Linked DNA regions of Homo sapiens: all the other regions are linked to region 1. Evidence: chromatin loops called from intact Hi-C (ENCODE). Cell type or tissue: heart left ventricle. All regions are shown on one strand. Region 1 overlaps AFF3 (ALF transcription elongation factor 3). Region 2 overlaps AFF3 (ALF transcription elongation factor 3). Region 3 overlaps AFF3 (ALF transcription elongation factor 3).

Evidence for each region. Hi-C counts contacts between places; a loop is a spot of excess contacts. Peaks named below come from ENCODE experiments on the same cell type or tissue, not always from the same donor. Only the 100,000 strongest peaks of a DNase experiment are listed, where the experiment ranks them.
Region 2: it touches region 1 in a loop (2.8-fold over the local background); 6 of 110 quality-filtered maps call a loop at or near these places.
Region 3: a loop joins it to region 1, with 2.1 times the contacts of the local background. A loop is called at or near these places in 4 of 110 quality-filtered maps.

The regions. Positions count from the first base shown.
Region 1 is chr2:99,635,479-99,637,978 of GRCh38, reverse strand. All of the region lies in intron 13 of AFF3 (ALF transcription elongation factor 3), which reads left to right. Among named protein-coding and RNA genes, the nearest start is that of REV1, 150 kb to the right of the region's middle. In heart left ventricle, a CTCF peak has its summit at 1,341; DNase peaks (open chromatin) are centred at 1,238 and 1,638; H3K27ac peaks cover 2,305 bases.
Region 2 is chr2:99,694,573-99,697,072 of GRCh38, reverse strand. The region is part of intron 11 of AFF3 (ALF transcription elongation factor 3); the gene reads left to right. All of the region lies in intron 1 of LOC105373504 (a long non-coding RNA gene), which reads right to left. Among named protein-coding and RNA genes, the nearest start is that of REV1, 210 kb to the right of the region's middle. In heart left ventricle, no CTCF peak of the experiment used is centred here; a DNase peak (open chromatin) is centred at 1,467; H3K27ac peaks cover 691 bases.
Region 3 is chr2:99,711,080-99,713,579 of GRCh38, reverse strand. All of the region lies in intron 11 of AFF3 (ALF transcription elongation factor 3), which reads left to right. Among named protein-coding and RNA genes, the nearest start is that of REV1, 220 kb to the right of the region's middle. In heart left ventricle, no CTCF peak of the experiment used is centred here; no DNase peak of the experiment used is centred here; H3K27ac peaks cover 881 bases.

The DNA.
Region 1 (2,500 bases):
CACTAAGCTATAAATTATTTTTACTTGAGTCTTTGTCACTATGTCACACTCCTTTTGAATGCCAATGTAGCTGTCCCTTCTAGACCAAGGACAACATAACACTGTGTATCTAATGCATAATGGTTCATTTAACTTATATTTAAATTTACATCCAAAAAAATTTTAAGTATCCAATACGCATGACGTCTCATAGTTGGAATTAAGAGAGAGAAGACTTAATTAGCATAGTTTTCAGTGTTTGTCACTGCTGTCTACCCTACTTCTTTTTTTAAAATATCTATTTCTGAAGTAGAAGTACACCTGTTCCTTCTTGAATGTACTTAGATTAAATTAAGCACTTGCTGTCTGCATGGAATGTGTTGGTTGGTGATTGGTTAATTGGTGGTCGGTTCTGTTAGAATGTTTACACTGATGCCATGTGAAGGTACACCTGGTAGTCCCCCCTTTTTAATTTTGCATATGTCGTCCCCATTCTCATTGAGCCAGATCTGACCTCAAAAGCAATCCAAACGCAACAAATGATATATGTGACAGGGAGAAAAAAAGATTCAAAAAAGATGCATTTCAGTGCCCGTATGTGTTTCTGAACACAGGTGCCACTGTCTTCATCACTCATGCCTGTGCCTGCAGTGGGCGGAGGCCGTGCCGCAAAAGCATCTGTGATGAGTGGGTGGTTTTAAAGCCAATAGATAGACTGAGGTGTTTTGCTTTGTTTTGCTTTGTTTAAAACCAAACTACTTAACTACTTTTCATGGGAGTTAAAGTCATGATATCAAATCTGTTTTGTTTTGTTCTGTTTTTCATCTCCTTTTAGTAAAGAAAACTGGCCAAAGCCCATGGAGTCTGTTCTCTCTGGCTTTAAGAGCCCTTCAGGCCAGCACCCTCTACCCACTCCCGTCCTCTCCATTTCCCCCCTTTTCCCACCCCTGGAACAGTCCCACCCTGACCATTCCACTCTCCAGCCTGGGACTCCCAGAGCCAGCTGGAGCACACCACCCTGCAGCTGCTCACTCTGGGCACAGGGCCTGCCCTCACCTCCGCTCACAGGCTGCCGCCCCGTGACCTGCTCCCAGAGGTAGCCCCGGGCCAGCCTTGGCTGCACTGGGCTGGCTGGCCTTTGATGACTGCATTTTGGAGCCTGATAAGCTCCCCCGTGGCTTTGGAAAGGTTAATGTGCTCCCTGTTCACTGGGGCGGCCTGACCTTCTGACTCCGTCCAACTCCCTTTCCTGTGCTGGCTCCCGGCTGTGGCTGGCTGGCCCACTGCCACGTCGTGTCCTCTTGCTGGCCCTCAGAATGCAGCATCTGCCTCTGCCCTCGCCAGGCAGCATCAGACTCCAGCCATCTGCATGCCTGTTATTTGGGGACAGCCATTCGATCCGCCAAATTCTGAACAGACTTCCTCTATGTAATTGTCCGTGGCCTTGGGTTTGAATTGTCACACTGCCTTCTACCCATTGCCGCTCTCATCCCGAGAGGCAGTATTTACTCAGTGTGACAGTGCTCATTAATTTCAGGTCGGTTCCATTAAAATGTTGAAGTGAACCAACTGCTTGTGAAGGGTGAGTCCATGGCCCCTTTTTCTATTTCACAGACAAAGTAAGCCTGCTCACTGGCCCCAATCCAGCCGACTGGACAGGGCCTCGATGAAGCCCAGCCCAGGCCAAGAGTCTGAAGCCCTGGCAGCTCCCCACATGGCCTCCCTGTGGCCCTGTTCACCCTGTTCCCAGCCAGTGAGTCAGGGAGCCACATTAGGCCACAGTTCCTCATCTTACTTTGGAGACAGAAACCCCTATTCAGCCTGGCTAATGCTGGTGCTAAGAAGCCAAGAAAAATAACCATGGACCCAATGCAAGCACAGCAAATTAAGGTGTAGTCATCTGAGGGACTACGTGAAGGAGGTCCAGGTTCTCTTTGAATCATGGCCCCAGCCACTAAACTATTTAATGGAATTACAGAAGGACTGTGGTCATGGCCTTCGCTGTTGTTGGAAGGTTCCCACCAAGCCAGATGATAACCTGCCCCTCTCTGGCAAAGGCATGTGGTCCTGGCAGATGTGGGGGGCGTATGTGACCTCGTAGTCTCTCAGGGTTGCATGCTTGCTGCCCCAGGCCCTGTGCTGGGGACTTGCTGCCATCATCCCATTTCATCCCCAGACAGCCCAGGGGACAAATGTCAGTATCCTTATTTTACATGTGGGGAAACTGAAGCCTAGAGAGATGGAGCCACTTGCCCAAGGTTAATGAACACAGTAGGGGGTAGAGCCAGGTTTAGGGGTGGCATTGTGGCCTTCAGCAGGGAGGGCCTGGCAGATGGAGCTAGATGCCTGAGAGATCCCTCTTCCATCAACCTGAGTGCCCTTGAAATAGAACAAAATTGGCCAGATGTGGTAGCTCACACCTGTAATCCCTGTACTTTGGAAGGCCAAGGTGGGAGGATCGCTTGAGTCTAGGAGTTTGAGACCAGCCTGGGTGCCATGGCAAGACCTCATCTCTGCAGAA
Region 2 (2,500 bases), 59 kb before region 1:
GCCTTCAAAACGTTCAGGGTATGACAAGGGCCTCACTCCCTTAGAAAGAAATGGGTGATAGAAGAGGAAAGCAAAGGAAACTGCAAGGCTGGCAGGTCCCTGCCTATAGCCATCAAGAATTTCATCAGGCCAGGCATGCTGGTTCACATCTGTAACCTCAGTGCTTTGGGACGCCAAGGTAGCAGGATCACTTGAAGCCAGGAGTTGGTGACCAAGCTGGGCAACATAGCAAGACTCCATCTCTACAAAAAAAATTTTAAAATTAGCTGGGCATGGTGGCGCGTGCCTGTAGTCCTAGCTACACTAGGCTATGGCGGGAGGATCGCTTTAGCCCAGGAGTTTGAGGCTGCAGTGAGCCACTGCACTCCAGCCTGGGCAACAAATTAAGAGCCTGACTCAAAGAAGAAAAAAAAAAAAGAATTTCATTATTACATAGTTAGAAAGCACATGCTGTGCTATAAGATGTGGCAGAGCTTGTTAGTCCATGCTCTGGGCTTCCAGAGACCATGTCTAATACAGAAGGAAGAAAGAGCAATACAAGTGTAATAATAAGTTTGACCTGATTCTCTTCTCTTCGTAGAAAACCACATGGGTGCAGATATAACTGTGTAGGATGCCGATGCACACCCTGCATTAGACCTTTTGCAAATATTAAATGCAGAGTTTGAGTAATAGAAGTGTTAGATAAACCGACTTAAAATTGCACACTCTTTGGCTGAGATGCAATGATTTCTGCTCCCTGTGTGTAAATCACCTGAGCCTTGATGCTCTAACGTGCCATGAAGTTGGTGCAAAGAGTTGGAGTGGAATGAAGCTCTATGTTAATGAAACTTTTTATAGTTCTTCCAAGCAGCAAAGATTTTATGGGATATTATGTCAAACTGACTTCTCAGGCAATTCATTTGAGAATTTTATCTGCACCCCTCATGAAAAAAAAAAATAATCAATTTTGTCTGAATGGGTTTGGACAGCTAACTGTTGTCTGAGGCTGTCAGGCTGTGAGGAGTGAATGTCTTTCTTGGGAAAGGGATGACTAATGTTCAGTTAAAGAGCCCTGTTGGAGTGGTTGGGGCTTTGTTTTTAGTTTTTTTTTTTTTGGTTTTTTCTTTTGGTTTTTTTTTTTTTTTTTTTTTTCATTTTTCCAGTAAGTAATCTTTTCATAGATTCTAGAGAGCTCTCTGGCTAGGGAAAACGACCCTGTGATTGATCATCTTTGGTTTCAGAGATATTTTATTGCAGTCTCTTCATCACCTCAATCATCTTAGAGCATTAAAGTGCTTGTAAGTGCCCACGAGTTCTCAGAATTATACATTACAAATGAAATCCCATCGCTTACCAATAAAAAAGTAGAAATGGAGTACTGTGTTGTGCATTTGAGAAATCTTCTGCTTATTAAGGTTGTTGGAACTGAACATGTTCATTTATAACACAGCAAAGTAGGGAAGGGCGGCCCCTCCCTGTCTGTCCTGTGTGGCAGCCCTGACTGTGGTGGCTGTGGGCATGCATGTAAAATCAGAGCTTTTACAGGAAAAGGCATTTCCCAGATTTTTTTCCCCTGCAGTTTAAGGGCACATTTCCAGGCTATTTCAAGAGACCCGACTAAAAAGAATACACGTGTGCCCATAGATGTAGGAGCCAGCAGTATATCCCCTGGTTGTTGGGAAGCTAATGAATTAAATGAATCAAGCTGTCAGCAGTGAAGTCCTTGAGTATATGAGGGTCCCACCCTGGGAGACTCGCCCAGTGAAGAACTGAGCGTGGGGCCAGAAACACCCAAGATACGAAGGACTGGCCCAGCCAGGGCCACTGGTGCTGTCCACTCCAGGAACTACCAGGCACACGCGGCTGTCAAACACTTGAAATGGGGAGTCTGAGCTGAGGTAGGCTTAAGTATGAAATACACAGATGATTGTGAACACTTTGCACTAAAATAATGTAAGCAGTATCATAAGTAATTTTCATATGTTTAAATGGCAGTATTTGGACAACATATTGGATTGAGTGAAATATATTATTAAAATTTACTAATTATATTATTTAAATTAATAATTAAATCATTATTAAAATTAACTCCAGGCACAGTGGCTCACACCTGTAATCTCAGCACTCTGGGAGGCCAATATGGGTGGATCACGAGGTCAGGATTTTGAGACTAGCCCGACGAACATAGTGAAACCCTGTCTCTACTAAAAATACAAAAATTAGCCAGGATGTGGCACGCGCCTGTAATCCCAGCTACTTAGGAGGCTGAGTCAGGAGAGTCGCTTGAACCCAGGAGGCTGAGGTTTCAGTGAGCCAAGAATGTACCGCTGTACTCCAGCCTGAGTGACAGAGCAAGACTCCGTCTCAAAACAAACAAACAAAAAAATTCGTTGGGTTTTTGTTTTTGTTTTTGTTTTTGTTGGCTTTTTTAACATAGCTCCTAGAAAATTTAAAACTACATAGCGACTCACATATTTCTGTTAGAGAACATTGTTCTAGAGAATGATTCAGCGTGTGG
Region 3 (2,500 bases), 76 kb before region 1:
TATTTTTTAATTTAATTTTTTAAAATTTTAATTGTCTGTAATCCTAGCACTTTGGGAGGCTGAGGCGGGCGGATCATGAGGTCAGGAGATTGAGACCAACCTGGCCAACAGGGTGAAACCCCATCTCTACTAAAAATACAAAAATTAGCTGAGCGTGGTGGCACGTGCCTGTAATCCCAGCTACTCGGGAGGCTGAGGCAGGAGAATCGCTTGAACCAGGGAGTCAGAGGTTGCAGTGAGCCGAGATTGTGCCACTGCACTGCAGCCTAGCGACAGAGCGAGACTCTGTCTCAAAAAAAAAAAAAAAAAAATTAACTCTGGCAGAATACACATAACATAAAATGTACCATCTTAACCATTTTCAAGTGTGCAGTTCAGTGGCATCAAGGATTAATACATTTACATGTTGAGCGGCCGTCACCACCCTCTCCTTAGAACTCTTTTTATCTTCCCAAACTGAAACTCTGTGCCCATTAAACAATAACTCCCTGTTCCCTGCTCCTCCCCATTTCTGGTAATCACCATTGCTGTCTCTTTACATTTGACTACTCTGGGGACCTCATATAAGTGGAATCATACAGTATTTGTCCTTGCGTGTCTGGCTTATTTTCCAAAGTGTAATGTCCACAGGGTTCATCCATGTTGCAGCATGTGTCAGAATTTTCTTCCTTTTTAAGGCTGAGTAATATTCCATTATATGTACAGACCACATTTTGTTTATCCATTTATCCGTCAATGGACACTTGGGTTGGCTCCACCTTTTGGCCATTGTGAATAAGGCTGCCAGGAACGTGGGTTTACATTATCTCTTTGAGCCCCTGTTCTTAATTTTTGGGGGTATATACCCACCTCAAAACTTTATGACTATAACCTACACAGTCAGAAGTACATTTTATACCGTATCCTTTGTGAATGTGTGTACTGAAGCAAAAGTGTCGCAAAGATCACCTACCATTACTCTGACATTTTCTATTCCTCATCTTTTTAAATGCAGGTCACAATTGCACATGTTCACTTTTGTCAGCCCCTGTTCACAAAACACAGTAGAGGTTACTGACCAACTTCTGAGATGCTTTGTGCCAAAGGAGTGAGGAAGGAGAAGGAAATGGCATGCACTGGGCCCCTGCCATGTTTCTAGCCCTGGCCTAGTCACTTTGTGTAAATGATCTCTTCAGTCTTCCCAGTAGCTCTGAAAGCTGGGCTCGTCTTTCCTCAATTTACAGATGAGGAAACTGAGGCTGAAAGAGCTCAGCCAGTGAGTGTCTTCCTACACAGGCCTTTCCTCTGGTGCACGCTGCCAAGAGGCGACTAGAATATATGGCTCCCTGAAGTATTCCCCTTGGAGAACCCAAGAGCATTCCAGTAGGACCTAGGAAAGTTTTAACCCAAAGAACTGACAACCCAGAATATTTTAGGACCCATTCATAGGTTCAACAAGTAGGCATTTGGAATATATGTCATGGGAGAAGGGAAGTTTTCAGTGACTCCAGTTAGACCACATAAGCAATGGTTTACTTCAGTTATGATTAAGGTGGGGAACAGTCTCTGGAAGCGAGTTTGGCCCTTTTGCAATGAGCTCTTCAGTCCACAGAGACATGAGTTAAGAAACTTCAGCTACTCCATACTCACTGTGGCTTTAACAGGTGCCAACGTTTTTCTGAGGAGTCGCCCGGGCTGTGGGAGATTGTGGCTGGTATTACCATATTTATTGACTGCAGCAAGCAATCAATAAATATTGCCTGACATTAACAGACTGCCTGTGCTTCCTCCCAATGTTATCTTTAATGAATCTTCATGCTCTTGTGTTGAAGTGTTTCTAGCATTGAGAACATAGTACTTATTCAATAAGCAAGTACAGTATGAATAAATGAAGGAATGCAGGATACTACAAAGGATGGCTGGAACACATACATTCGCTGTGCGTCTTCTTTCAGAAATACCATCAGCTGGATTTGTTCTCCCTCTTCCTTGGATTCTAGTTGAGATGTAAAACCTCCTAAATGCCAAGCTTGCATATTTGCACACTGAAGCCCGCCCACCTTCCACCCCTAGATCGCAGGTTCTCTTTGCACCCGCATGCCTCTAATGCTGACCCCTTCTCAGGCAGCCTGGGACCATAAAGATACTTGGCATGCCTTAGATGCCTATTTTGTACCAGGCAGTCTACTGGACATGTTGTCTCATTTAATCCTCATAACAATCCAATGAGATGTATTATTACATTATTACATCTCATATTACAGAAGAGAAAAACGAGGTCTCAGAGAAGTGAGTTGGCTCCTGGAGGGGTTTGCAGTCATGAGCCGCAGAGCCAAGATTCCGACTGGGTCCGCCTGCTCCAGATCCTCTTGGAGACACCACACGCGGCCTGGCACAGAGGGCACATGAAACGGGAGAGATGTTAAGGAAGAAACCCCATTTCTGAAGAAAGGGCTGGTATTTCCCTAAAAGCCCTTAATATCTGCCCTCCCTCCCTACTGTCAAGAGAATTGCATCTTGA